2 separate regions of the Homo sapiens genome follow, and region 1 is linked to region 2. Evidence: read pairs that join two places in POLR2A ChIA-PET (ENCODE). Cell type or tissue: PC-9. All regions are shown on one strand. Links, peaks and the distances in the headings refer to the core of each region. The heading gives the core; the rest is flanking DNA.

Region 1 (15,485 bases), core at 7,612-11,611, 98 kb before region 2:
CATATGTCAGGAGTTTGAGACCAGCCTAGCCAACATGGCAAAACTCCATCTCTACTAAAAATACAAAAATTATCTGGGCATGGTGGCAGGTGCCTATAATCCCAGCTACTTGGGAGGCTGAGGCAGGAAAATCACTTGAACCTGGGAGACGGAGGTTGCAGTCAGCCAAGATCGTGCCACTGCACCCCAGCCTGGGTGACAAGAGCAAAACTCCATCTCAAAAAAATAAAATTTAATTTAAAAAAAACTGTGCTGGGTGTGCCTGTCTATCAGACACCCAATCTTGCAAGACTGTCATTAAAAGTCTCACTTTTGCTGTTCTCTGGGTCTCTGAGACAATTCTTTGGGTTTGGATGGGTAAGTTTGTTTCTCACATGCTCTCATAAAAGACGACCAACAATTAATAGCAGAAACCAAAGCCAATACCATAGACATCTCAATTGGTTTGGCTCACACAATTCTAACTGAAAAATTTAAGCTGAGCAAATTTTCCACTCAAAGGTTACTAAAACTGCACACCCAGATCAGCTGCACACAAGAGCAGAGCTTTCCATGGAGATTTTAAACAAGTGCGATCAAGATCCTGAAGCATTTTTTTGAAGAATTGTAACAGGACATGAAACATGGTTTTACCAGTACAATCCTGAAGGCAAAGTATAATCAAAACAATGGATACTAGGAGGTGGAAGTGGTCCAGTCAAAGCAAAAATGGATCAGTCCCAGAGCAAAGATCATGGCACCAGTTTTTTTTGGCTGCTCAAGGCATTTTGCTTGTTGACTTTCTGGAGGGCCAAAGAATGATAATTTGTGCTTATTATGAGAATAAGCAGATATGCTTATTATGAGAAAGCCAAAACTTTAGCAAAAAAAAAAAAAAAAAAAAACTGCCCAGGAAAGCTTCACTGGAGAGTTCCCCACCATGACAATGCTCCTGCTCATTCCTCTCAAGCAAGGGCAATTTTGCAAGAGGTTTAATGGGAAATCATTAGGCATCCACCTGGCAGTCTTTATTTGACTCCTTCTGACATCTTTTTGTTTCTTAATCTTTAAAAATGTTTAAATGGCACCCCTTTTTTTTTTTAATAATAATGTGAAAAAGGGCTGGGCACGGTGGCTCATGCCTGGAATCCCAGCACTTTGGGAGGCCAAGGTGGGCAGATCACCTGAGGTCAGGAGTTCAAGACCAGCCTGGCCAACATGGTGAAACCCCGTCTCTACTAAAAATACGAAAAATTAGCCAGGTATGGTGGCGTGCGCCTGGAATCAGCTACTCGTGGGGGCTGAGACAGGAGAATCACTTGAATCCGGGAGGCAGAGGTTGCAGTGAGCTGAGATTGCACCACTACACTCCAACCTGGGCGACAGAGTGAGACTCCATCTAAAAAAAATAAACAAAATAAATTTTAAAAAATTTAAAAAGTGAAAAAGAGTACATTGACATGGTTAAATTCCCAGGACCTGAAGTTCTTTAGGGATGGACTAAATGGCTGGTATCATTACTTATGAAAGTGTCTTGAGCTTGATGGAGCTTATATGGAGAAATAAAGTTTTTATTTTTATTTTTTAATTCCATTTTTTCCATAAACTTCCTGAAGTTCCCTCATATTAGTGTCAGCACCATACTTTACCCTGGAAATGATTACTTGGGGGGTAGGAGAAGAAAGAAATTCAAAGAGTTAACTGCTGTAAGAGCTGAAATCACGAGACACTTTTTTTTTTTTTTTTGAGACGGAGTCTCGCTCTGTCGCCCAGGCTGGAGTGCAGTGGCGTGATCTTGGCTCACCGCAAGCTCCGCCTCCCGGGTTCACGCCATTCTCCTGCCTCAACCTCCCGAGTAGCTGGGACTACAGGCGCCTGCCACCACGCCCGGCTAATTTTTTGTATTTTTAGTAGAGACGGGGTTTCACTGTGTTAGCCAGGATGGTCTCAATCTCCTGACCTCGTGATCCACCCCCCTCGGCCTCCCAAAGTGCTGGGATTACAGGCATGAGCCACCGCGCCCGGCCACGAGACACAATTTTTCAGTGATTTGCTTACTACTCAAAACTCCACCTGTGGTGATAGTTACATAACTGTGCACATATTTAAAATCATGGCATTGTCTACTTAGAGCAGATGAATTGTATGGTATGTAAATTATAACTCAGTAACTTTTTTTTTCCAAATGACTGGGGGAAGAAATACCTCTGTATCTCCACAGTTAGAAAAATCTCTCTCCAGTACCAATCCTCCAAAGGTATTATTGGGAGTGGGGGAAGTCCAAGAGTAATTTGCACTGAAATACGGCTTTCCTAATCTGGAAACTCTGTTTCCAACATTTTTTGTGCCAACCCTACTGTCTTTTGAGCGCATAATTCTTATTTTTACTACTAGGTAAAGAGACACTTAGAAAGGTTGGGATTACCACTCGATTCCACTGTGTACAGGAGTTTACTTCCAGAAACAATTCACTTGCAAGATTCTCTGTTCCCTTGCTCCACTTGATTCAGGGATAAATATTCTCTGAAAAGGAAAGAAACCGTGTATTTTAAATTTTCATTTATATTCGTCTCATCTTCCTTAGTAAGTTATATTGAGGACAGATTTCTGCTGTAACTCCCTTTATTACCAGTATATTATCTGTTAAAATGAATATTATTGACTATTTACTGACTGCTCTTTGAAAAAGTTGGGAAGTTAGGTGAGCAGAATGCTGTTTATATGGAAACTTCATCATGTTGCTGTCAGTGAATAGACACAATGGGTATAAAGATTTTTTTATTTCTTTTCATTTTTTAATTTTTATTATTATTTTTTTAAGACGGAGTCTCTCTCTGTTGCCCAGGCTGGAGTGCAATGGCACAATCTCAGCTCACTGCAACCTCCGCATCCCAGGTTCAAGCAATTCTCCTGCCTCAGCCTCCTGAGTAGCTGAGATTACAGGTGTGTGCCACCTTGTCTGGTTAATTTTTTATTTTTTTAGTAGAGATGGGGTTGGGGGGGGTGGTCTCACCATGTTGGCCAGGCTGGTCTTGAACTCCGGACCTCGTGATCCACCCACCTCAGCCTCCCAAAGTGCTGGGATTACAGGTGTGAGCCACCATGCCCAGCCTGTTTTTTTACTTCACAGTATAATAAAGATGGCCAAGCCAGGCGTGGTGGCTCACGCCTGTAATCCCAGCGCTTTGGGAGGCCAAGGCGAGGCAGATCACAAGGTCAGGAGTTCGAGATCATCCTGGCTGACACAGTGAAACCCTGTCTCTACTAAAATACAAAAAAAACTAGCTGAGCATAGGTGGTGCATGCCTGTAGTCCCAGCTACTCGGGAAGCTGAGGCAGGAGAATGGTGTAAAACCTGGGAGGTGGAGCTTGCAGTGAGCCAAGATCGCGCCACTGCACTCCAGCCTGGGAGACAGAGCAAGAATCCGTCTCAAAAAAAAAAAAAAAAAAAAAAAAAAAAAAAAAAAAAGATGGCCACCTTTTAAGCCCAAATAAGTCATCTAATAATATAGTCTTAGTAATTTTATTTTAGGACTTGCCCACCTCATTCTTTCATTCATTTTGTTTCATCTTTGGCTAATTCTTTCCATCTTTATTGTCCCGTTACTGATAATAATAGAATATGACTTTGGCAGGAAACAGCTCTTAAAATGATCTATTATGGGCTGGGTGCAGTGGCTCATGTCTATAATCCTAGCATTTTGGGATGCTGAGGCAGATGGATCACTTGAGATCAGGAGTTCAAGACCAGCCTGGCCAACATGGCAAAACCCCATCTGTAGAAAAATACAAAAAATTAGCCGGGAGTGGTGGCATGCGCCTGTAATCCCAGCTACTTGGGAGGCTGAGGCAGGAGAATCACTTGAACCCGAGAGGTGGAGGTTGCAATGAGCTAAGGTCGTGCCACTGCACTTCAGCCTGGGTGACAAAGCAAGACTCTGTCTCAAAAAAAAAAAAATCGATTATGAAAAGATGTATTTTCACCATGTTTTTCTTTTCTTATTACTACTATAATTGCTCTCCCCTTATTTCTGCCTAGTTCTTTCTTTTTCAAACTCCAATTCATATTATACATTTCCTAATTAGAGTAAGTAGCTCTTTAAGGTCCTATAAAAACATATTGCAGACATACTTTATTTGCGAAAAATGCTACCTTTGTTTTTGTGATTCTTTTTTTTTTTTTTTTTTGAGATGGAGTCTGACTCTGTTGCCCAGGCTGGAGTGCGATGGTGCAATCTTGCTCACTGCAACCTCCACCTCCTGGGCTCAAGCAATTCCCCTGCCTCAGCCTCCCAAGTAGCTGGGATTACAGGCACGCGCCACCATGCCCAGCTAAGTTTTGTATTTTTAGTAGAGATGGGGTTTCATCATGTTGGCCAGGCTGGAGTGCGATGGTGCAATCTTGGCTCACTGCAACCTCCACCTCCCGGGCTCAAGCAATTCCCCTGCCTCAGCCTCCCAAGTAGCTGGGATTACAGGCACACGCCACCGTGCCCAGCTAATTTTTGTATTTTTAGTAGAGACGGGGTTTCACCATGTTGGCCAGGCTGGTCTTGAACTCCTAACCTCAGGTGATCCACCCACCTCGGCCCCCCAAAGTGCTGGGATTACAGGCCTGAGCCACCGTGCCCGGCCGTTTTTGTGATTCTTATGCTGTGAGTCCTATATAAATGTTAGCTATCTTTATTAATAGTAATAGTGGTATTCTGTGTTACTACTACTATCAAGTATGTTAGAAAATTAATTTTGATAAATTTTTTAGTTTCAGGTTTTGAGTATGTGACAGTTTTTTCCTCTTTACTCTTTTCAAAAGGTATTCCAGATTAGGTGAGCTAAAAATCTCTCACAGTTACTTTTGTGTATTTACTTGCAGGACCATTGCAGAGCTTATTAGACCGAGAGCACTGGGTCAGCAAACTACAGTCCTCTGACCCACGGCCTGTTCTTTGGAATGCCCATGAGTTAAGAATGTTTTTTATATTTTTCAGTGGTTAAAAAACACACAAAAGAAGAATAATATTTTGTGCATGTGAAAAGTATATGAAAATCAAATTTCAGTGTCCATATTTAAGTTTTATTGGAACACAGCCATGACCACTTGTTTACATATTGTCTATGGCTGGTTTCATTCAACAAAGGCAGAGTTGAGTAGTTGCAACAAAGACTTCATGGCTCTGCCAGGCGCGGTGGCTCACGCCTGTAATCCCAGCACTTTGGGAATCTGAGGCGGGTGGATCATGAGGTCAGGAGATTGAGACCATCCTGGCTAACATGGTGAAACTCTGTCTCTACTAAAAATACAAAAAATTAGCTGGGTGTGGTGGCACGTGCCTATAGTTTCAGCTACTCGGGAGTTTGAGGCAGGAGAACCGCTTGCACCTTGGAGGCAGAGGTTGCAGTGAGCCGAGATCTCGCCACTGCACTCCAGCCTGGGTGAAAGAGCAAGACTCCATCTCAGGAAAAAAAAAAAAAAAAAAAGACTTCATGGCTCACAAGCCCAAAATATTTACTATCTGGCCCTTTACAGAAAAAGTTTGTCAACCCCTTACCAAAAGGAAAATAATAACCTGCTTCTGTCATTTGTGCTTAACCTAATTCAAATATTCAGCTTTGTCATGCGTGTCCTTTTCCTCTTGCAGATGTTTCTGTCATGGGTAATATATTATTAGTTGTCAACATAAATAATGAACCTTTTCAAGCGATAGGTTGCTAACACGTGTTTCATCAGCCACTACTACAGTTCAGTGATAAGGTACTGAGAGCTGGTGGAAAGAAATTCTCCTGCCCATCTGCCCAGCCTAGAAGAGGAGGTATTGCTCTACTGCAGTTGATTTCTTTTTCTTTCTTTCTTTCTCTTTCTTTCTTTCTTTTTTAAGTCTAGTTGATCAAAATTGCTCAATGATGGCAGGTTTCTGTAACCATTCTTGCGTTGAAGTAATGTGGCACACAATGAGTCCATGACAGGTTTTGTTCTAAGTAAATATTAGTGTCCACTCACTATGGAATTTGCAAGTGAAATTTCCAAAATGTTCATATTGTTTTTCTACAATACTGGGATCATTCACTCTCAGGCTGGTGCTGGTACCACCACCCTGTCCCCAGGAGGCTACTAGATGTGTTTACAGTTTACAGTCCAGACCCATGTCCAGGGGGTCTTTCCTTGTTTGCCTCCCATCTGTTTCCATGTGGCCAGGAGCCACTCTGCTCACCAGCTGCAATTCACTCCAGGTTAATTTCTGCTCCATCAAATTAAGACTCCAGGGGAGAAAAAAATTATTTCCCCTGGCTCTGAGTCTCCAGTTTTTTGGAGACCTGAGAGACCCTGTTTACAGATACACACACAGCAAGGGAAGCACATGCCAGTAGTTCTAGCTACTCAGGATGCTGAGGTGGCGGATCACTGGAGCCCAGAAGTTCCAGGCTGCAGTAAGCTCTAATTGTACCTGCACCCCAGCCTGGCGACAGAGTGAGACTCTGTCTCAGAAAAAAAAAAAAATATATATATATATATATTTGCATTCAGAAAAAAGGTTTGTTTATAACTTTTCCCAAGAGAAGTGAGTGTTGCTTTAAATTTGTGCAACTGAAGAGCCTCTTTAGGCAGACTTCCTAACACAAAGGAAACAGTCTGTCCTAAAGAATTATTCAGGTTTTCCACCTCTATAGATACAATAACTGCTTATCACCTTAGTATACATTTTCTTAGCCTCAACTAAATCCAGGCTAGGAAAATTATAGGCATTTGCCTGGGCACCTTGTTAATAATGTTATGTCATAATTCTAGTAAGTTTCTTATAAATTCTTAATTACTTTGCAAATACACATAGGAAAATATGGGGCTCTATTTACATTTCCCATCTGACAATACAGTTTTAAAATTCTCTAATTGCTCTTAAGAAAATATACTTCTCTAGATATTTATACAGGGATTTGTGTTGCCACAAATTTGAATGGCAAAGCCAATGCCCCCAACAGATTCATTGTCTTCCCCAGAGAGCATCAATCATTGTTGAGCATTTGTCTAAATAAAACACTTGTTTGAGAGCGTGGGCGACATGGCGAAGCCTTGCCTCTACAAAAAATACAAAAATTAGCTGGGCAATGTGGCACGCGCCTGTGGTCCCAGCTACTTAAGAGGCTGAGGTGGGAGGATCGCTTGAACCTGGGAGGTGGAGGTTGCAGCGAGCCAAGATTGCGCCACTGCCCTTCAGCCTGGGCGACAGAGTGATACCCTGTCAAAAAAAAAAAAAAAAAAAAAGTACTTGTTTGGGGATGGTATAAATTACTAGAGGTTCTCACCAAGCATGTTTTGCACTGTACTAAGTTATTAATACTAAAACAGTTTCCAAGGTTTACACCACTGTAAATAGAAAATAAAGATACCTGTTATCAGCCAGCTTCTGTTAGATAAGGCTGCAGTAATAAACAACTCCAAACATATCAGTGTCTTAAGAAAATAACCGAGGTTTGCTTCTTGCTTATGTTACATATTGGTAGCCACGAGTTGGCAGAGGCACAGCCCATGTATCTTATCACTAAAAGGCATGAAAGTGCAGCAGAAAGATGGGCTTTTAACGAGATGGATTTGGGCTTAAATCCCCAATACCACTTCTTACTTGTGTGATCTTGCATGACTCTCTTAACCTGCTTAAGCCTGTATTTCTTCACCTATAAAATGGGGTCAATAATAGCACTTATAGAGCTGTTGTGAAGATTAAATGAAATAACATGGAAATCAACTAGTCGTTGAGTGCCCTGAATATAGTAGCACTCTATGCTCTGCGCTACTCTGTGCCCTGCACCATAATAAACAGTGGTTATTATTAAGGCTGCAAAAACCTATCTCCTTGCTTTTTCAACATTTGTGGTTAGACTGATCAACTTTACTCTTCTTTGGAAGAAGGAATAAGATGCGAAATTCAAGTCAGTCTGTCTTATGACTAATTAGATATTATGAGGCTGGGCGCAGTGGCTCATGCCTATAATCCCAGCACTTCGGGAGGCTGAGGCAGGCAGATCACTTGAGGTCAGGAGTTCCAGACCAGCCTGGCCAACATGGTGAAACCCCGTCTCTACTAAAAATACAAAAAATTAGGCAAGCGTGGTAGTGTGTGCCTGCAATCTCAGCTACTCAGGAGGCTGAAGTGGGAGAATCACTTGAACCCGGGAGGCAGAGTTTGCAGTGAGCAGAGATTGCGCCACTGCACTCCAGGCGGGGCAACCGTGCCCCGCCTAGTTTTTCTTTTTTAAAAACATTGATTTTTTTTTAAGATGGAGTCTCTCTGTTGCCCAGGCTGGAGTGCAGTGGTGTGATCATAGCTCACTACAGCCTGAAACTCCTGGAATCACATGATCCTTCTGTCTCAGCCTCCTGAGTAGCTGGAACTACAGCTGTGCATCACCATGTCCCACCCCTGGCTAATTTTTGGGTTTTTTGTAATGAGGGTCTCACCATGTTGCCCAAGCTGGTCTTGAACTCCTGACTTCATATGATCCTCTTGCCTCAGGCTCCTGATTCACTGGGATTACAAGTGTAAGCCACTAAACCCAGTAGTTTTTCTTAAGTCTTCAAACTCAACTTACAAATCTTGATAATTATTAATCTAATCCTATGTTATATAAGAAATAAGATTCATTATTTTTACTTGTTCTGTGATTAATATTCAACTAATACTTATTTTAAAAAATACTTATATGTAAAAAATTAAATCCCGGCCAGGCCACGGTGGCTCACGCCTGTAATCCCAGCACTCTGGGAGGCGGAAGCGGGTGGATCACCTGAAATCAGGAGTTCAAGACCAGCCTGACCAACATGGTGAAACCCCATCTCTACTAAATACAAAAAATTAGCCAGGTATAGTGGCGCATGCTTGTAATCCCAGCTACTTGGGAGGTTGAGGCAGGAGAATTGCTTGAACCTGGGAGGTGGAGGTTGCAGTGAGCTGAGATTGCACCATTGCACTCCAGCCTGGGCAATAAGAGCAAAACTCTGTCTCAAAAAAAAAAAAAAAAAAAGATTAAATCCCTAAACATTTAGCATATTATATAAGTAGTTCATTAACTTTTATTAAATATTTCAAGTAATTAAAAATTTAATATATCTTATTCCCTCAAACACTTCAAATTCCTAACAAGGTTCATTAGTCAGGGTTCAATGCAGGAAACAGAAACACTCTAGTTTTTTTTTTTTCTTGAGATGGAGTTTTGCTCTTGTTGCCCAGGCTGGAGTGCAATGGCGCGATCTTGGGCTCACCGCAACCTCCGCCTTCCGGGTTCAAGGGATTTTCCTGCCTCAGCCTCCTGAGTAGCTGGAATTGCAGGCATGTGTCACCACACCCAGCTAATTTTGTATTTTTTTAGCAGAGACAGGGTTTCTCCATTTTGGTCAGGCTGGTCTGGAACTCCTGACCTCAGGTGATCCACCTACCTTGGCCTCCCAAAGTGCTGGGATTACAGGCATGAGCCACCTCGCCCTGCCTACTGTAGGTATTTTAAGCAGAAAGGGATTAAATACAGTAGATTAGATTAGGTATTTAGAAACTTTTTGGAAGAGATGGAGGGGTAGGCTCTAGGCATATCTCTGGCATGACTCCCAGAATGTTGCAGAACTGGTCTATCAAGAATGATGCTTCCTTTGCTACAGACAGGAAAGTGGAGATCCAGAGGCCAAAAGTAAACTACTGGGATCAAAAGATTCCTGGCATATTGACCAAAATGCCATTCAGAGATCATAAAGCCAGGATCAGGAAGCTGTAGAAGCCACCACCACAACTGTCTCATCACTGAATTGTACTATCTGGCTGCCACTGCTGCAGTGGATTCTCAACACCATAGAGACTGAAGCCGAAATGTCACTAGCAGTACATACTGCGTAGCATCAGGAAGAGGGACCTTGCCGCTTTTCTCCACGGTCTTGTTTGGTAATTGTTGCTCATATACATGTCGTGATTTGTCTAAGTGAATTGAAACCTCCATGAGGAAAGGTGTTGTGACTTTTTAGTTTTCAGCCCGAGGCACAGGCAAACAGAAGTTGCTCAGTAAATGGACTTTGATGGTTGGGTATTCTCTATTTTGATACTGTCATCTTGATGCCTTGGTTTTTGATGGATTATCCTCATCTTCCAGATTCATTAGCTCGATTTTCAGTACACCAGCCAAAAACAAATGAGCTTACACAGAAAGCACTATTGCAATGGGAAAGGATAACTGGGTCACTTCCATTGGCACTTCCAATTCCAATTAAAAACAGAGGCATCCACTGCAGACATTACTAAGTAGCTATTTTGCTGTGGATAGTAGATGTTTGGTAGTGGTTGGCTGTAGCTAAAAGTTTTAGTTTGCTGCATAGTCCACCTATAGATCTAATTGGTGTAACTTAATTTACACCCAGAATGCTAGCTGCACAAGTGTGTTGGGAATGACACTCACGGCCATCACGTAAATCTGATATAAAGAAAAATGTCCTAATGTAACACTACTTACCAATCCAATAATAACATAATTATATTTAGAAAATTGGCCGGGTGCAGTGGCTCACACCTGTAACCCCAGCACTTTGGGAGGCCGAGGCGGGCAGATCACATGAGGTTGGGAGTTCGACACCAGTCTGACCAATATGGAGAAACCCCGTCTCTACTAAAAATACAAAATTAGCCGGGCATGGTGGTGCATGCCTGTAATCCCAGCTACTCGGGTGGCTGAGGCAGGAGAATCACTTGAACCCGAGAGACGGAGGTTGCAGTGAGCCAAGATTGCGCCATTGTACTCCAGTCCAGGCAATAAGAGCGAAACTCTGTCTCAAAAAAAAAAAAAAAAAAAAAGAAAGAAAGAAAAGAAAAGAAAATTAGGGGTTGGGTGCAATAGCTCATGCCTATAATCCCAGCACTTTGAAAGGCTGAAGTGGGAGGATTGCTTGAACCCAGGGGTTCAAGACCAGCTTGGGCAATATAGTAAGAATATGTCTCCACAAAAAATTTAGATAATTAGCCAGCATGGTGGCTCATGCCTATAGTCCCAGCTACTCAGAAGACTGAGGCAGAAGGATTGCTTGAGCCCAGGAATCCAAGGCTGCAGTGAGCTATGTTTGCACCACTGCACTCCAGCCTGGGCAACAGAGCAAGACAACTGTCCCTGCCCCATACCTCCCCTCCACTCCACTCCCCACAGAAGAAAACAAAAAGGGCTTTCAACATTACAGTGAGCTATAAAGTAAAAAATAAATGAATAAATAAATTAAATTAACCAAATTGTCTTTAATTTTTAAAAATTAAAATCACAAATATTGGCTGGGTGAGGTAGCTAACACCTTTAATCCCAGCACTTTGGGAGGCCGAGGCCGGAAAGGATCACTTGAGCCCAGGGCTCGACGAGACCAGCCTGTGCAATATAATGAGACCTCATTTCTACTAAAAAAAAAAAAATTATCTGGGTGTGGTAATGCACAGCTATAGTCCCAGCTACTTGGGAGGCTGAGGCAGGAGGATTGCTTGTGCCCAGTAGTTTGAGGCTGCAGTGAGCTATGATTGCACTGCCACCACTGCATTCCAGCCTAGGCAACAGAGCAAGACCCTATCTTGCAGGAAAAAAAAAGAAAGAAAAAGAAAAGTAAAGAAAACTAGTAAGAAGACACTTGAGGTTTGAGCCATATAGGAAAATAGAAAGTAGAGGGGGAAGTGATGGGTGACTTGGCAAGCTGGAAGAGTTACAGAAGGGCAAATGTGGGCACCCTAAATAACAAGCTGGTTCCCTCTCAAAACCCATAAAAGGCTCAGAAACAGATTCTAGGTACCAGGGAAGGTGGGGTTAGCACAGAATATAAAATCTCTGGAAAAGTTTGATTTGACAAAAAGCAGAAAGACTACAGCCAGAGATTTCCTTTCAGTGAAGTCCCACCCATATATATGGTGCTTTCAATAAACTTTTAATGCCTTATAAGTATGAATAGCCAGCCTAGGATTGCTAGGGATGTTTAAGGAAAATGTCCAATGAGAGAGATTGAAGTGAACACAGGAAAAAAAGAGGGTTCAGAGAAAACAGATACAATGTGAGGTACAGGAAAAAACTTCAAAGAAACTATAATTAGTTTCCCCAAATGGATAAAAGATAATATATCTCTACAAACTAGTAACAGGAATATCTATCTATCTGCCATCTATCTTTTATACATATGTATACACTCTCACACACACATCCATGCATTCATGCATATGTATGTATATATATTAAAAATCAGGGAATAAGAGAGAAACACTTTAAAATTCATAATATGATAGAAAAAATTAAAGAAAAACTAAACAGAAGAGTTAGAAGATAAAATCAAGCATGCTTCTTAGAAATTAGAACAGATAAACTAAATAGATAACACTAAGGAGAAAAAAGATAAAAAAATAAAAGATTTATGAAGTTTAAAAACTACAAATGGGCACTCCAAAAAAGCAGAGTGGTAGAGAAAATATTGTTATTAAAGAGAGAGTACAAAAACATTTCCAGAACAGAAGAACATTAATCTTCAAATTGATAAGGCGCAACACCATGAAATCTTAGAACATTATGGATTAAGAAAATATCCTAAAAGCCTTTAAAGAACAAAATAGGTTACACACAAAAAACAGGAATCAGATGTCATTAGATTTCTCAACAATGTAGGGAGCTAAAATCAACAATAACAATGATGGAGCAATTTCTTTACATTTCTGAGTAAAAATTATTTTTAATGTTCAATTCTAAATCTAGCCAAACTCTCAATCGTGAGTGAAGCCACAATTTTCAGCAGTGCATTTTCTATTCTTTCTTTCTTTCTTTCTTTCTTTCTTTCTTTCTTTCTTTCTTTCTTTCTTTCTTTCTTTCTTCCTTCCTTCCTTCCTTCCTTCCTTTCTTTCCTTTCTTTCTTTCCTTCTTTTTTGCTTATCTGTGACTTTTGCCCATTTTTGCTCTTATTATTAAAGTGCATTTTCCATTTACTATTTCTCCAGAAGCTGCTGGAGGATATGTTCCACCAAAATAAAGAAACAAACCATGAAAAAGGAAGACATTGGATGCAGGGAACAAGAGGTTTACAGAGAGAGACAAAGGAATTTTCAGCATGATATCAAGGAACAGATCCAGGACAACGATTCTATAGCTTCGTTAGAGGACTGCTTTATTTTATTATTTTATTCTATTCTATTCTATATTTTATTTTATTTTTTATTTTATTTTATATTTTTTGAGACGGCGTCTGACTCTGGTGCCCAGGCTGGAGTACAGTGGCGCCATCTCAGCTCACTGCAACCTCTGCCTCCCAGGTTCAAGTGATTCTCCTGCCTCAGCCTCCTGAGTAGCTGGGATTACAGGCACGTGCCACCACACCCAGCTAATTTTTGAATTTTTAGTAGAGATGGATTTTCGCCAGGCTAGTCTCAAACTCCTGATCTCAGGTGATCCGCCTGCCTCTGCCTCTCAAAGTGCTGGGATTACAGGTGTGAGCCACCACGCCTGGCCAAGGACTGCTAGTTTAGATTGGAGGGGTGACCATGGAAAACTGCAGGTGTGGTATCTCTGGGCAGGAGGTGGGGAGAGAAGGAACTGGTAGATCATCTGACAGCATTGACCAACTGACCGTGTAAAACTTGCATGAAAACACTTCAATGTTGGGTAGTGTTGCAAGATTTAACTATAAGTTTAAGGTAATCTAAGTGCATGAAAAATGGGATCGATACATTCATACAGTGGAATATTGCTTAGCAATAAAAATGAATGAGCTATCAAACCATGAAAAGATATGGAAAAATCTTAAATGCATATTGCTAAGTGAAAGAGAGGAGTCTGAAAAAACTGCATGCTGTATTTCAATTATATGACATTTTGGAAAAGGCAAAATTACTGAAATGGTAAACAGATCAGTGGTCAACAGGGTCTCAAGGAGGAAGGTTGAATAGGTGAAGCAATCAGGGTTTTTTGGGGAGATGAAATGATTCTGCATGACACTGTAATAGTGAACATGAGACATTAGGCATTTGTTAAAACCCTAAAACTACTATACAAAAAGTAAAGTTTAATGTATGAAAATTTAAATCATTTAGGAGGTTGGGGGAACTCAGCACGAAATGCAGAATGTGACAAAGGAATCTAAATGTGTTGCGAACATACAAAGCAATCTTTCCAGAGAGGATGAGGGAATAAGGGTCTGACCTCTGTAACTTTGGAAATGAGTGGAGTCTGTAATTATAAGGCAAAAGGCATTCTATATAAACACCGTAAATATACTAGTTAATTAAAAAAAAACTAGTTGTTTCTCACAGGGATACAGGTTAAGAATTCCAAAATCATTATACATGTATATTGGAATTGAACAATTAAGAAAATGGATGGCCAATGGTGAAAGTGGGGTTCTCTTTGTTAGAAGGAAAGCTTACAGACAAGCAAGAGGCAGAGGCTAGAATAATCTGTGTGGTAATTAGAATTAGAGAAATCAGCATGAACTCGTGTTTACCTTAATATGGTTTGGATGTATGTCTCCACCAAAGCTCATGTTGAAATGAGATCCCCAATGTTAGAGGTGGAGCCTGATGAGAAATGTTTGGGTCTTGGGTGTGGATCCTTCATGAATGGATTGGTGCTGTCCTTGTGATAATGGGTGAGTTCTTGCTCAGTTAGTTCATGTGAGATCTGGTTGTTTAAAAGAGCCTGGGGCCAGGCGTGGTGGCTCACGCCTATAATCCCAGCATTTTGGGAAGCCAAGGCAGGCGGATCACGAGGTCAGGAGTTCCAGACCAGCCTGGCCAATATGGTGAAACTCCGTTTCCAGACCAGCCTGGCCCATATGGTGAAATTCCGTCTCTACTGAAAATACAAAAATTAGCCAGGTGTGGTGGTGTGTGCCTGTAGTCCCAGCTACTTGGGAAGCTGAGGAAGAAGAATCGCTTGAACCCAGGATGTGGAGGTTGCAGTGAGCCAAGATTGTGCCACTGCACTCCAGCCTGGGTGACAGATCAAGACTCTGTCTCAAAAACAAAACTAAACAAAACCAAACCATGAGGATTTAATAAAAGGACTCCTAAAGCTCTTTGCCAGAAAGAAGCCCCACTGCCACCCAGAGAAGGCAGAGGCAGGGAGAATTGCTTGAACCCAGGAGGCAGAGGCTGCAGTGAGCCAAGATCACATGGCTGCACTCCAGCCTGGGTGACAGAGCAAGTCTCTGCCTCAAAAAAAAAAAAAAAAAAAAAAGAGTCTGGGACCTCCCACTTTCTCTCTCTCTCTTGCTCTCTCTCTTGCCATGTGACATGCTTGCTGCTGCTTCACCATCCACCATGAGTAAAAGCTCCTTGGGGCCTCACCAGAAGCCAAGCAGATGCTAGTGTCATGCTTTCTATACAGCCTGCAGAATCTTGAGCCAACTGAATCTTTTTTCTTTATAAATTACCCAGCCTTAGGTATTTCTTTTTAGTAATGCAAAAACTGACTAACACAGATGGCTACATATATATATATTTATAAATATGCATATATATATATATACACACACATGT
Region 2 (15,485 bases), core at 4,929-8,928:
ATTGTTGTAAATAAAGTAATATAAATGTAGTAATATATGTAAAATGCTTACATATACTTAAAGTTGCTGGAATATCACGAGCACTCATATGTTTTAGTTTCTACGTCAGTTAGCTTTTCTTGGATGCAATTATTTGGAAACAGTCTGATCCTTTTAGGTCTTGCTTTTGTTAGGGACCTCCAGAGGAGTGTTCTGTCTAGGACCAATTATTCCCCACTATTGAGGCATGGCCTTCCTGCATATTCTACTCAATTCCAGTCTAGCTGGAGGCAGCGGGCACTGTTTCTGGCTCTGTGTGAGTCCTGGGCACTGTTCTCTCCTCCTTTCAGAAGGACCTCGGGTGGTTTCATCACACGCACGAGCTGATGAGTACACTGCTGAATACTTGAGGGGCACCCTCTGCACATCTCTGAGGCTCTCTGTGCAGCTCTCTCCTCCCCAGTACTCTGTCCTAAGAACTCTGGCCACCTTGATCTCCTGGGACTCTGCTGTGTCTCCTCAACTCAGAAGCTCCCTGGCTCCACCTGGGTTCCCTTTGTCTGTACTGTGGCCTGGAAACATTTTTCTAGGCTGTGAGCTGGGGTTGTCGTGGAGTTCATGTGGTTTTCCCATCTCTCGCATCACCATCCTTTGTGATCCACCCAATGTCCAGATTCTTGCCTGGTTATTCTAGCTGTTTCATGCAGGAAGATAAATCAGGTTCCTGTTACTTCATCTTGGGCAAAGCCTAAGCCCATCAATTGATTTTACAGCTTTAAACAGCAGCCATCTATTTACTCACGATTGGCAGGTTGGTGATTTGGGCTGAGCAGTTCTGCTGGCCATGGCTGGGCTCACTCCTGGGCCTGCAGTCAGCCTCATGTCAGCGAGGTGGCTCTGTTTCCTGGGCATTTGCTGGCTGTTGACTGGAGTGAAGAAAGCAACTGGGCCATGTGTCTCTCCTCCTCCAGCAGGCTAGCCTGGGCTTGTGGGTTCCTAGAGCATAAGAGAGCAAGCCCCTGTGATGAGCACTTTTCACGTCTATTCTAGAATCACTTTTGCTATTGTCCCTTTGTCCAAAGACAATGATCCACCCAGATCCAAGGGGTTGAGAAATGGACTTCACCTCTTGATGGGAGGAACTAGGAGGTCCCACTGCAGGGGCATAGGTACAGGTAGGCAAGAATGCATAGCCATTTTTGCCATGCCTATCATAGCTATTCCTATTCCTTTGTAAGCCTCACAAGAAGCCAGGAGGTTGATCTTATTATCGACAATTTACGGAAGAGAAAACTGAGGCTCAGAGAGGTTGAGAGACTTGCATAAGATCTCACAGCTAGTAGGAAGCAAAGCCAGGATTTGGACCAGGGTCTGCCTGCCTCTGAGCCTGGTGTGGTGTGTGTGTGTGATTCTGTATTCAACACCATCAACTGTTTATCCTTGGCCCTGGTCCCTGATGTGAGGCACTCCCTGAAGCTGCCCATGCTCCAGATCCTTCCTGACACTCTCCCACTCCCAACCCCAAACAGAAGGCCATGGCCCTGGGCCCCTCCTGTCAGTGCCTGTGGGGCCTGTGGACACTGAAGGAGATGTCTGTGTGTCAGTGTCTCTGTGTAGGGGAGCTCACGGGGCTGATGACCTATGTCCCCAGCTAGCGTGTTCCTCAGTGGGTCGTGAGTTCCTTCCTCTCTATGCTCCTCTGTTACTCCTGCCTGGGCTGTTTCAAAAGCCTCCTCACCTCCCTGGCTTCCCTGTCCCCATCCCTCCCTCGGGTTGAAGCCAGGTGGGCCCTTGAGGGTCCACGCTTGATGGCAGTGCTCTTCCATCCTCGGTCCTTCAGTGGCTTCTGATTTTTTTCCTAGATAAACACTAAATTCATTTTCCCAGCACCCAGTCCTTCCACGATCTCACCCTAACCTACTTTTGTGCTTTATTTCTGAACACCCATGCTAATGTCCTCCGTTATTGAGTCAAGGGCACCATGGCTTTGTCCCCCTGGGCTGGCCCCTGGGTGGTCCTTCCCTCCATCTCCACACACCCACTCCTCCTGCCTCCTGCACCACCCACCTGCGCTCCAGGCTGTGTGTGATGTCTGATCATTTCATTCAGGCCCCAACTTCCTGAGAGGGCGGACTGTCTTATTTGTGTTTGACCAACTGAGAAAGCCCAGGCCTGGGAGGGGATTGGGAGGACTCTCTGGCTTTGTGTGGTACTCTCAGCCCAGTGAGAGGCACGGGAGCCTTCCTGGGACCTCCTGCTATTCTAGCCCAAGATTGGTGCTGCAACGAAGCAACTGGACCCCTGTGGCTGAATAGCACCCTGTGGACTCCGTAGATATGTCCACTGCTCCTCGTGACCTTGGGGGAGGGGAGAGAGTGCCCATAAAGGCTAAGTGTGTATGCACCAGTGGGGTAGCAGAGAAGTTGGGGCAGGCCATGAAGTGGTGTGGAGGGGCTCAGACCAGGGGCCAGTGAGGGGCACTGCTTTTGGTTGGGGTAGTCACCAATGCTGCTCACTGAACATTTCTTTTCCCCTCCAGGCACGCATTGAGGTAGGTGGACCACGCACTTACCTTGACTAATGGAATGTGGATGAGTGACGTCTGTCACATCTAGGTGGGAGCTGTAAGAACCCATGCTGAATTGCCACAACCCCTACCCACCAAGATGAATGAAGTCTCATTAACCTGGGTTCCCAAGGGATGAAGATAAGCAGATCCAACTGCCCTCCCATGCCCAACATGAGATTTGGGGTTCATTTGTTACAGTGACATAACGAACCCATCCTGAAGGTACACTTGAAGAGGGCAGGATTTCAGAAGTTGAAGGAAGTGGAGAGAAAGCCTTAGTGGATTTCCTGGCACATGTGTCGGCCTCAGAGAAGGCCTGGAGGGAAGGGGAGGGGTCTGGGAAGACAGAGACTACTTTTGGCTCTCTGCCTCTCTCCAGTTGACCCTAGTTCTTGGGATTTGGGGATGGTAACACTGATGTTTCCCCATAATGCAACCATGCTCCATCTCCCCAGACCTGGATTAGAATCTTGGCTTGGCCATGCACTGGCTTTAGCCTTGGGCAACTCACCTTAGCTCTGTTATGATTCAGGTTCCTTGTCTGTAAAAGGGATTGGAGAGCACCTATCTTGAGGATTTGAGGTAACACATATAAAACACTCTTCTTTTCATGTGGTGGACACTCACTAGCTGGCTGCTGATTTTTATTCTTTTTCTTCTCAATCTACTATTCCCAGTGGTGGGGTGGGGAGTGGGAGAGATGGACTACAGCCATCTGAGACCACCCTCCCCACTCACCTCACTTTGCTCAGCTGGCCTGAGCTATTGATGTTGCCAAGACAATGATGACATGTGGACCATCCCCAAAAGATGCTGTGGTCTGTGATCAGACCCTTTGGTCTGCCTGAGTGTGAGTGTGTGTGTACACACACACATGCATGCACAGGCAGCCAAAGTCAGAAAAAACAATGGCCTGAAATTAGCAAAAAAAAAAAAATTGTTTCTGGAAAAATTTGCACCAACTGCTTGGGAATCTGAAGATAAAGGCAGGCACAGGCCAAGTCAGAGATCAATGGGCCTAAAGCAAGTAATGGCAATGATGATGATGGTGATAGTGATGGTGATGGTGATAATGATGGTGATAATGGTGATAGTGATGGTGTCAGTGATGGTGATGATGGTGATGGTGACAGTGATGATGGTGATGATGGTGATGCTGCCGATGATGGTGATGCTGGTGATAGTGATGGTGATGATGGTGATAGTGACGGCGATGATGATAGTGATGACGGTGATGGTGACAGTGACAGTGATGGTGATGATGATGGTGGTGATGGTGATGTGACAGTGATGGTGATGATGATGGTGATGGTTACAGTGATGATGATGGTGAGGATGATGGTAACTACATTTGTTGAGCTCCAGCAGATGGATGTAATGGTTCAGAGCCGGTCTCTGATGTCAGCAAACCCTGGGTTTGAATCCTCTTCTGTTTCTCCAGGACTTGAGAGGCATATTGGTTAACCTCTCAGTTACTCTTTGGTAAATGTGGAAATAGTAGTCCTTACCTTTTAGGCTTGTGAAGATGAAACGAGATAACATGTGAATTCTCAGCTTGGAGCCCAGTATACAGCAGCACTCAGTATGTGGCGAATTTTGTTAGGACAATATTACTCTTGGGCTAGGTACTGTGCTGAGCACTTCACATACATCTCCCCAAAAGGCTGTCATGATAGTATTAGGATCCTCATTTTGCAGCTGAGGAAACAGAGAACAGAGCCTGCATAGCATCCCAAAGTCACTTAGCTTCTAAGTAAAAACCAGAATTTGAACCCTGGTTGATCTTACTCCAAAGCCTTAGCCTTAGGTATAAAGGCTTGTGGTAGGTTTTTCATGATAGCAAAATATTAAAAATATAATTACCACCAGTAGGGGATTGGTTAAACAAGTTACAGGACATCCTCACAATACACACAGTTGCAAACAAAGTATTTAGGAAGATTTTCAAGATATGTTAAGAGAAAGAACACAGTATAGAACAGTGTACAGTATATTACTATTTCTATAAAAGAGGGTGATTAATATATAAATGTATGTGTTTGTTTATATATGCACAGGACACACAAGAAACCAATGACATTAGTTGCCTATCAGGAAGGGAACTAGGTGGCAGGGTGACATGGATGGGAGGGATACTTTACTATGTACCTTTTTTTTTTTTAGATGAAGTTTCACTCTGTCACCCAAGCTGGAGTGCAGTGGCACGAACTTGGATCACTGCAACCTCCGCCTCCCAGATTCCAGTGATTCTCCTGCCTCAGCCTCCCGAGTAGCTGGGATTACAGCCGTGCACCACCACGCCCAGCTAATTTTTGTATTTTTAGTAGAGATGGGGTTTCACCATGTTGGCCAGGGTGGTCTCGAACTCCTGATCTTGTGATCCACCCACCTTGGCTTCCCAAAGTGCTGGGATTACAGGCACGAGCCACCATGCCTGGCTACTACCCTTTTATATTTTTGTGTGTGTGGAGATGTGTGTGTGTTTTTTGTGGTTCAGAGCTGATCTGTAAATTAATATGTAAATAATTAACGTGATTTCACTGACTTCATTTTTTATCACCCTCCCCCACTCTCAGTCCCTACAGCTTGGGTTCTTGTGTTCCTCAAACATTCATTCCAGCCCAGGGCCTTTAAACTTGATTTTCTCCATGAGACCCTCTTCCCCTGATCCTTGCCTTTCCTTCACCACATTCAAGTCTCTGCCCAGATGCCATCCTTCAGAAAGGCCTTTCCTGACCATGTGACCCGAAATAACCACCACTGTTCATTGTTGCTTTATTTTCTTTACATCACTATGCACTGTCTCAAATTATATTATTCTGTTTTTCTGTGTATTTACTTGTTTCTTTTCTATTTCCCCCACTAGAATGTAAGTTCCAGTAGGACGAAGATTTTTTTCTGTTATATATCTTAGTGTATGATACATGATAGATGCTTAATAAATATTTGCTGGTGGAATTAATGAGCAGATAAGCATAACCTTTCTCTGTGATATTTATCACAGATAAATATGTTAATTTATTAATCAGTTAATTGAACATATATTTATCGAATGTCTAACATATTATAAAACAGTCAAAAGTCCCCATCCTCATGGGGCTTTTATTCTTATTGATTGAGTCATTTATTTACTGACACACAACTACAAGCCAGGCTCTATGCTAGGTACTTCAGAAGAGACAATGACAAAAAGCAGGTGTTTTTCCTTTAAGACATTTGTACTTGTTTAAGGAATAGGGATGGGAGTGGGAGTAGGAGTGGGAAAAGATTTGGTTGCACAGTACAAAATCTGAAACGTTAGGTGCCGTAGGGCTGGGAATGAAGACAGGGGAAGAAAGACCTTATTTGCATTCTCTGATGTCTTAGGCTCTAGGGAGAGTGATGGAAATGGGAGTAGGAGTGGGGAAAGATTTGGTTGCACAGTACAAAATCTGAGATGGTGCTGTAGGGCTGGGAATGAAGACGAGGGAGAAAGACCTTATTTGCATTCTCTGATGTCTTAGACTCTAGGGAGAGTGACAGAAATCAGAAGAGAAGAAGAAGTGTTGATGGACAAACAAGTGGTCCAGAATTTTAACAGAAGAAAACAGGAAAAATTGTATTAGACTTTACTTTCTACCAGAGATGCAGGCAGGAAGCAGCCCTATGTAGCGCCTACTGTCATACTCATAAGACACCAGCTACACACCATGAAACAGGGACCTCAGTCACAAAACATCCTGTCTGAAAGGTTCATGCATGTCACACAATAGGGGCTTAAATAAATATTTGTTGGGTGAATTGAGCACATAAGTGCAACCCTTTGCTGTAATAAATTTGTTAATTAATTGAACAAAAATTTATTCAGTGCCTACTATGTGATATTTTGTGGGGAGGAGTTTTCTAAGCCCGACTTGGAGGAAGACCATGGATTTAACCTGCAAGGTGTCCACTGCCAGCCTTGACGGGCCCTTCTGGAGGAACTTGCAGGGTGAGGTGAGCGTTGGGAGCTTTTTTAGGTGTCTGTAGCCATGTGCTACTGTCCATGGTCCTGAAACACCACCATTGCTCTTTAGGACACGAATTCTTCTTCTAGCACAAGAACATTGGTGACTTGTGTCCAGCATCTTTCAAAAATCCTGAAACAGGTAAGGAAGAAGAAGGTAGAGGAATATAGGATATGCGGGTGGGAAGAGAATACACAGAGGCTCTTAGAAAGGCACAGCCCCAAGAGAGTGTCAGGGAGTTCTTTGGCTTTGAAATATTAATATGTATTCACTTCCACCATGAAGGAAACCACCCTAGACCTAGAACACGGCCAAGACACTGTAAAGCTGAAGAATAGGGAGAAATTTCTGCATGAGGCTAAGCAAAGGTGACTATGAACAATATTGGGACGGCAATATCAAGATGGCTCAAGTGAAATACTAGTTATTATATCAAAGAGTTCATAATAAAATTAAGCCATATGGAGAATTTTACATATTTATTACATACTCATTATATAATATGTATAATATATAAATTACATATTTTATGTCATATATAATACATTGTATATATTTTATATGTAATGATAATATACACTATATGTAATATTCCTCATAACATATTCATTATAAAATTAAGCCATATGGAAAAGTTTAAAGAAGAAACAAACCACCCAGTTCTGTCACTCTGAAATATGATAGTTCAGGCCGGGCGTGGTGGCTCACGCCTGTAATCCCAGCATTTTGGGAGGCTGAGGCAGGCGGATCACAAGGTCAGGAGTTCGAGACCAGCCTGACCAACATGGAGAAACTCTGTCTTTACTAAAAATACAAAAATTAGCTGGGCGTGGTGGCGCACGCCTGTAATCCCAGCTACTCAGGAGGCTGAGGCAGGAGAATCTCTTGAACCCAGGAGGCAGAGGTTGCAGTGAGCTGAGATCGTGCCACTGCACTCTAACCTGGGCAACAGAGCGAGACTCCACCTCAGAAAAAAAATATGATAGTTCATCAAATCTAGGTTTTGATTATACTTCAAATCATTTTTTGTATCACTAAAAAAAACCTACCAATTAAACCATAACAAAATGCTTTACATAATCTAGAGTTTTTATTAAAAGAACTGTTTTAAACTTGTATAAATATATATTTTATAGCATGTTACTCATATACAAACATAAACAAAAAATATAAGAAATAAATTGGTCCAATATATTTCTAAAACACCTTCACATTTAGCGTTCAACTCTTCTGAATCACCTTTTGGCTCAGTCGTTGTGTGTGTGTGTGTGTTTGTGTGTGTGTGTGTGTGTGTGTGTGTGTGTGAATACAATATCCTTTGTGCATCAAGAGTATCAATGATGCAGCATTTCTTAAAAGAGTGCTCAGCTTCACGCCTGCAATCCTAGGCCTTGGGAGGCCAAGGCGGGCGGATCATGAGGTCAGGAGATCAATACCATCCTGGCTAACACTGTGAAACCCTGTCTCTACTAAAAATACAACAAATTACCCAGGTGTGGTGGTGGGCGCCTGTAATCCCAGCTACTCGGGAGGCTGAGGCAGGAGAATCACTTGAACCCGGGAGGCAGAGGTTGCAGTGAGCCGAGATCACACCACTGCACTCCAGCCTGGGCAACAAGAGCGAAACTCCGTTTCAAAAAAAAACAAAAAAACAAAAACGAGTGCTCAGCTATTGTCTCTGGACTTTATTTCCAAGGCACTGCTTGGAGTTTTGATGCTGGAACTTGCTTGATCTTACCAGAAGATGTCAGCAATGACAACTACTTCATGGCTGCCACCTGGCTGTCAGCCATTGTGTGGTCACTAGATTTCAGAGTTGTTTATATGTGAAAAAAAAAAAATCAGTATTTTAGAATGGGTGAAGACAGTAACTGGTAAACATTATTTCAAATATCTTTCTGTGCTTATAAACAACAAGAAGAATAAATGGATAGAAAGAGAAAGTTTTACATAAGGTTAGACAAAAATGATTTTGTAAAAATTAATCACTACATTTTATCAAAAATGCAAATTAAGCTTCTGAAATTTTAATGAAATTCAACAGAAGAAAAATAAATTGAAGTAGATCTGAAGGAATGGCTATAATTTAAATAATGTTTCCACCCCAGGAGATATTAATTACTAAAAGGATTCTTATAAGGGTAAGGACAAGTGGTTATAAAAACCATAAAATCATAAAGAGGTTGGAGTCATTGATTTTTCAAACCTCACACATTTCGATTTCAGACAGTATTGATTGATCCCCCGCTATAAAAGGTGAGATGGTTAGCACAGTTACACTTCCTCCCTCCTCCCTTTGCCAATCTCCCAATTTTGTTGCTTATGTTGATTTTTCTCTTGTTGGGATTTATATTATTTATATTCTGTTTTGTAATTGTAATTCCTAGCATTTATAATTAGTGTGTAAAGCTGACTTCCCAATCTTTTTGCACTGTCTTCATTTTTTTTTTTTTTTTGAGACAAGAGTTTCGCTCTTGTTGTCCACGCTGGAGTGCAATGGCGCAATCTCAGCTCACTGCAACCTCCATCTCCCAGGTTCAAGCGATTCTCCTGCCTCAGCCTCCCAAGTAGCTGGGATTACAGACATGCACCACCAAGCCTGGCTAATTTTGTGTTTTTTTTTTAGTAGAGATGGGGTTTCTCCATGTTGGTCAGGCTGGTCTCGAACTCCTGGCCTCAGGTGATTCACCCACCTCGGCCTCCCAAAGTGCTGGGATTACAGGCGTGAGCCACCGCATCCGGCTCTTCTTCATTTTTAAGTCCTTTTGGCTTTGTAATGACATCTTTTCAAAGTAAGACATGCACATAGTTTAAAAAGTCAAGTTTTACCACTTGGCCCTAAATGAAAAATTGCATTTCTCTGCTCCCTATTTTCACTTATCCAAACCTCACAGCTCTGAGGGAGTAATCCCTACCTTTTACAACGATCTCCTTTGTTGTCATGTTCACAGCCCCCAAACAGTGACTTCTTGCTATGGCAGCTGAGCTTTTCGATGATTTACTAGACCTCTCCTAACACACATATACATACACTCAGCATCCTCTCATCCTCCACATATAATTATCACCACTTTTCATTAAATCAAGATCCAGTGCAGAGGCCTGCCAACATATGTGACAGCTGTACTGGATCATTTTTTATCACCTAGGAGGTGATAAAAATATAATAATCATGAAATAAAACAAATATGTAATAGTAAGGAAAAGAAACAGTGAACCTTTTTTATTGAACTTCATATAACTAATAACAGTAAAAAATAAAAAATGAATATTGCAGTACTAAAAAAGGAAAAGCAATCATCCTAATATTGCGTCTTTTTTAGTGTAGGTGCCTTGGATGCACCAGCTTGTAATTTTTTAGCTTTTTCAGTAACTTTATGTAATGTTGAAGGTATTATACATTTCAAGATAGAGCCATACATTGCTTTTTTACATTTTTTCCTTACTGAAGTCCACTGGATTAATATTGTTTCATGTTAGTATGGGTACCTCACTTCAAGTTTCTTTATAAAATTCAGAGTAATTACAAACTGAATCAGTTGCTGGTTTCACAACAATATTACAAATGACCGCAAGTTCTTCCAAGCTCCTGCAGGACAAAAAGCACAACTATTTATCAAAGAATTCTTATATCTATGTAACAGAATTTTTGTCTTTAGTTACAATCTGATATATTAATATTTTAGGTTAGTAATTGTTCAATAACTATTAAGTGATCTTTAAAAATAAAACAAATGTCTCCAAAGGGTACCATTTAGGAAAGTACTAATAATAACACTAATTATACATTACATTTTTCTGGATTCATTCTTTAGTTTTAAAAACTAATAATTAATGGCCGGGCGCGGTGGCTCACGCTTGTAATCTCAGCACTTTGGGAGGCCGAGGCCGGTGGATCATGAGGTCAGGAGATAGAGATCACCCTGGCTAACGTGGTAAAACCCCGTCTCTACTAAAAATATAAAAAAATTAGCTGGGCATGGTGGCGGGCGCCTGTAGTCCCAGCTACTCGGGAGGCTGAGGCAGGAGAATGGCGTGAACCCGGGAGGCGGAGGTTGCAGTGAGCCGAGATCCCACCACTGCACTCCCAGAGCGAGACTCCGTCTCAAACCAAACAAAAAAAAACAAACAAAAAAACCTAATAATTAAAAAAAAAGAATAAATTTTAGGCCAGGCACAGTGGCTCACCCCTCCAGCACTTTAGGAGGCCGAGGCAGGTGGATCACCTGAGGTCAGGGATTCGAGACCAGCCTGACCAACATGGCGAAATCCTATCTCTACTAAAAATACAAAAATCAGCTGGGTGTGGTAGCGGGTGCCTGTGGTAGCGGGTTCCAGCTACTCAGGAGGCCGAAGCAGGAGAGTTGCTTGAACCCGGGAGGCGGAGGTTGCAGTGAGCTGAGATGGCACCATTGCACTCCAGCCTGGGCAACAAGAGCGAAACTCCGTCTCAAAAAAATTTTTTTAAAATTATTTAAATTAAGTAAAGCATATCATATATGAACAAAAACTGGCATTTACCAACCAAAAATATTATATTGTACCTTTTTGTTTGCACTGTTTCATTATTTTTAAACTCCAAGTGATTTGCACAGAATGACAAGATGAAGTAACTCAAGTTCTGTTTCTTTGTCGTTACAATACTGTGCTTGAATTATTTTTAATCTACTGTTTAAAAGCAGGAATGTGTGGTACCACAGGGGTAGAGACATAAACTGCACTAGAAATGAACCTGAACAATGATTCTGAACTATTATAAGTTTACTCTCAAACAATTGCCTGTAGCTGAATCTGTGTGTGTTGAAGATGGAATGTACAACTGGGAGTTGCTCAATTAGCTTTCATGTAAAACATAAAATGTTTATTAAAGGATAAATAATAAGAATGTGTTCATTTGAAGCTTGCAAATATAATGTTAAAGCTCAACAGTAATTTCAGAAATTATTTATAAATTATAAATTAGACAAACAAAAAATTTTCAGTGGGGGGAAAGAAGAATTTTATAATTGACACTATTTAGAATTGCTAGTGCACAGTGACAATGAAAACCACACTGACTTCTAGTTTTGTGATAGTTTTAAAGTTACCCTCAGTAATGCACTTCTTATTGCCAGCGCTTGAGGCAGACCGCTCTCACCATCCATCTTTGGTATGCCATTGGTTCGGCGTTTATATTATCAAGGTAATGCAATTAATATTGATAGTTGAGTCATAAACTGTACTATAATTACATTCCAACTTTTTTACTTCCTGAAGTTAATAATTGCCTCTTTTTTTGTTTGTGTTGTTTTCTATACACTAGTTCATTCTGAAATTTTCCACCAGAACTGAAAATCTTCTTTGAATTTTTGTTCAGACACCCCAAATGATCTATCAATTCTGCTTTTCTCTTGATATCAGTCCTCTGGGAGCAGTACATCATCCTACCACAAACTGGACAGGTTACTTCTTAAACACATTGTCTTCCTGGAAGCAGTTATCTTCCTGGCACTTCTCTTCACCACTGCCTAAGAAGTTTCCATCATTTTCCTTTTGTGTTGATTCTCACGTCTGGATCCCGTGTTTTCCTTCTTTATTCTCTTCATCATGCCGTCACAAAAGCACATCTTTCAGTAGCTTTTGGAGAAAGGGTGTGTGGGAGGTAAATTTTTAAAACCTGGCATATCTGAAAATATCTTTGCCTTTACAGCTTTATGTTTTCATTTTAATTTTGAATTAACATTCAGTAAAGTTGACTTTGTAGACAATTTTATAATTTTTTTTTTTTGAGATGAGGTCTTGCTCTGTCACTGGAGTGCAGTAGAATGATCACAGCTCACTGCAGCCTTGACCTCCCAGGCTCAAGCGATCATCCCACCTCAGCCTCCCAAGTCACTGGGAGGCTGCCACCACACCTGGCTAATGAAAACAGTTTTTTAAATTTTGGTAGAGACAGGGTCTCAGTATGTTGTCCAGGCTGGTCTCAAACTCCTGGACTCCAGCAATCCTCCTGCCTTGGCCTCCCAAAGTGCTAGGATTACAGATGTAAGCTACCGTGACTGGTCACAGTTTTATGAATTTTAACACACGTTGATTTAGGTAAGCACCACAAGATACAGAAGAGTTTCATTACCTCCGAAAACTCCCTCATGCTACCCCTTTGTAATCACACTGTCCTTCCCATCCCTAAGTCTTGGCAACCACACATCTGTTCTCTATCACTATAGGCTTGTCTTTTTGAGAATGTCATATCAATGGAATCATACAGCATGTAACATTTTAGGACTAACTTCTTTCATTCAATAATGCCTTTGAGATTCATCTAAGTGGTTGCATGTATCAACAGTTCATTGCTTTTTCTCACTGAGGAATGTTAGGTTTATCTATTTACCACTGAAGGACATGGGGTTGTTTCCAGTTGTTTATTGTTGTTTTGGAAATTATAAATGGAGCCATTACAACTATTTATTTACAGGTTTTGGTGCGAATATAAGCTTTTAAGTTTTCTAGGGTAAATACCTAAGAATTGTTGTCATATTATAAAGTGTATTTAACTTTATAAGACTGCCAAACTGTTTTCCAGAGTGGCAATATCATTTTGTAATCCCACCAGCAATGTCAGAGTTCTAGTTGCTTCTCATCCTAGTAAGCACTTGGTATTGTCAGTATTTTAATATTTTTAAGTATGTGTGGGGGGGGTGTTTGTTTGTTTGTTTGTTTTTTGAGACATAGTCTCACTGTGTCACCCAGGCTGGAGTGCAGTGGCGCGATCTCGGCTCACTGCATTTCCGCCCCCCGAGTTCAAGCAATTCTACTGCCTCAGCCTCCCATGTAGCTGGAATTACAGGTACAGGTGTGTGCCATCACATTCAGCTAATTTTTGTACTTGTAGTAGAGTCTTGTCATTATGAACTGGTCTTGAACTCCTGGCCTCAAGTGATCTGCCCGCCTTGGCCTCCCAAAGTGCTGGGATTATAGGTGTGAGCCACCGTGCCCGGCCAAACTTTTATTTATTTAGTTTAATTTTTACTTACTTATTTATTTGTTTGAGACGGAGTATCACTCTGTCACCCAGGCGGGAGTGCAGTGGCGTGATCTCAGTTCACCGCAACCTCCGCCTCCTGGGTTCAAGAGATTCTCCTGCCTCAGCCTCCCGAGTAGCTGGGATTACAGGTGTTTGCCACCACACCTGGCTAATTGTTGTAATTTTAGTAGAGACGGGGTTTCACCATGGTGGCGCGGCTGGTCTTGAACTCCTGACTTCAAATAATCCACCCATCTCAGCCTCCCAAAATGTCGCAATTACAGGCATGAGCCACTATGCGTGGACTTTTAAACCTCTCTTTCTTTATAAATTACCCAGTCTTGGGTATTTCTTCACAGCAATATGAAAATGGACTAATACACCTTTTATTTCTTTTTATTACCTTAATTAACTGGCTGAGAATTCCAGTATGTTGTTGAATAGGAGTAATGAGAGTAACCATCCTTGCTTTTTTCAATCCTCACAGCATCTTACACATGAATGTTTATCCAGGGATCTTTAGATATTTGAGGAAACCATCTGAAAAACAGGTCAATGGGAGTCGTTATATTATTCCCTCACTCTTTTATTTTTCTCTTTTTCTCTCTTTCTTTCTTTCTCTCTCTCTTTCTTTCTTTCTTCTTTCTTTTCCTTTCCTTCCTTCCTTTCTCTTTCTTTATTGCTTTTCTTTCTCTCTTTCTTTCTCTTTCCTTCTTTCTCTCTCTCTCTCTCTCTCTCTCTAGATAGGGTCTCACTCTGTTATGCAGGCTGAAGTGCAGTGGTGTAATCATAGATCACTGCAGCCTCAAACTCATGGGCTTAAGTGATCCTTCCACCCTAGCCTCCCCAGCAGCTGGGACTACAGGCATACACCACCAGGCCTGGCTGAAGGTATTTCTTAATTTTCCTTTAGCATCCAGTTTGTTCTTGATTAATCTGAAGCTGTTATGCTTCTTGTTATTTTGTGGGTGGGTGACCTATTCCTTATCTCTGGAGACTTTAAGGACCTCGTTTTTATTCTTAATGTTTTGAAATTTTATGAAAAAGTGCTTAGTGTGGATTAAATTTCTTCTGATGATGTTTTTCAGTCTGAGAGACTTTTATTTCTTTGATAATTTTTTCACCTTTTTAGTTGCCATTCTTTTGGGAATTCCTACTGAAATAATTTCTAAGCCTCTTATGTATTTTCTTCAGTTGCTTACCTAATTTTTTATTCTACATTCAGAAGAGATTTCCTCAACTTGATTTTCCAATCCCTCTGTTGAAGTTTTAATTTCTGTAAACATATTTGAATTCCCAAAAGCTCTTTTTTTGTTCTCTAGTTTTTAAATATAATTCCATTCTTAATTTATAGGTATTATATCTTCTTGCTTCTCTCTAAAGATACTAATTACATGAACTAAAGGGTTTTTTGTAAAGGTTTCTTACATTCTCTGTATCATTTTTGTTTTCTTCTCATTCATTTTTCTATTTATTTTGTTTTTGCTTTTTAATGTTGAAAGCCTTTCTTAAATGCCTGGTTATCTTTGGTTGCCTTTATCCATTTAGGAGGAAGGCACTAAAATTAGATTAGAACTTCTATATATAGGCAGAGCTCTTATGCTGATGGACTTCACTTTAGGGGAGCAGGTGGAAAATTGGCAATTCACTGGAGGACCCCAAAGTGCCAATATATTGAGGCCTGTTTTTCTGGGGTTGCTGTTTCTCCAGAGGGGGAAAAGTATTGGTTTCCTGTCTTTAAGTTAGATGCTAGAGTTTTGCACTGGATTAAGAAAGAAGATGAAATTCAGTTTTCTTTTAGTCAGGGAAGTTCCCACCTATGTCCTTCTATCATTTACATTACCTACACTTGAGTCTGTGACCCTGATATTACAAAAACTTTTCTGTACAAGACAGACTTGCAACATTCTCAAGGGTCTCCTGCTTTTGGCGTATCACATTCATTCCT

What was found. ChIA-PET counts read pairs that join two places held together with the same protein. Peaks named below come from ENCODE experiments on the same cell type or tissue, not always from the same donor. Only the 100,000 strongest peaks of a DNase experiment are listed, where the experiment ranks them.
Region 1: POLR2A ChIA-PET joins it to region 2 with 6 read pairs; 3 of 35 experiments call an interaction of 5 or more read pairs at or near these places.

Annotation. Positions count from the first base shown.
Region 1 is chr17:58,013,554-58,029,038 of GRCh38, forward strand. No RefSeq gene overlaps it. Among named protein-coding and RNA genes, the nearest start is that of SRSF1, 14 kb to the left of the region's middle. In PC-9, for the core only: no CTCF peak of the experiment used is centred there; a DNase peak (open chromatin) is centred at 9,578; H3K27ac peaks cover 1,714 bases.
Region 2 is chr17:58,113,833-58,129,317 of GRCh38, forward strand. No RefSeq gene overlaps it. Among named protein-coding and RNA genes, the nearest start is that of OR4D1, 27 kb to the right of the region's middle. RefSeq lists a silencer at 6,416-6,710. In PC-9, for the core only: a CTCF peak has its summit at 8,305 (motif pointing right); DNase peaks (open chromatin) are centred at 6,559 and 8,289; H3K27me3 peaks cover 523 bases.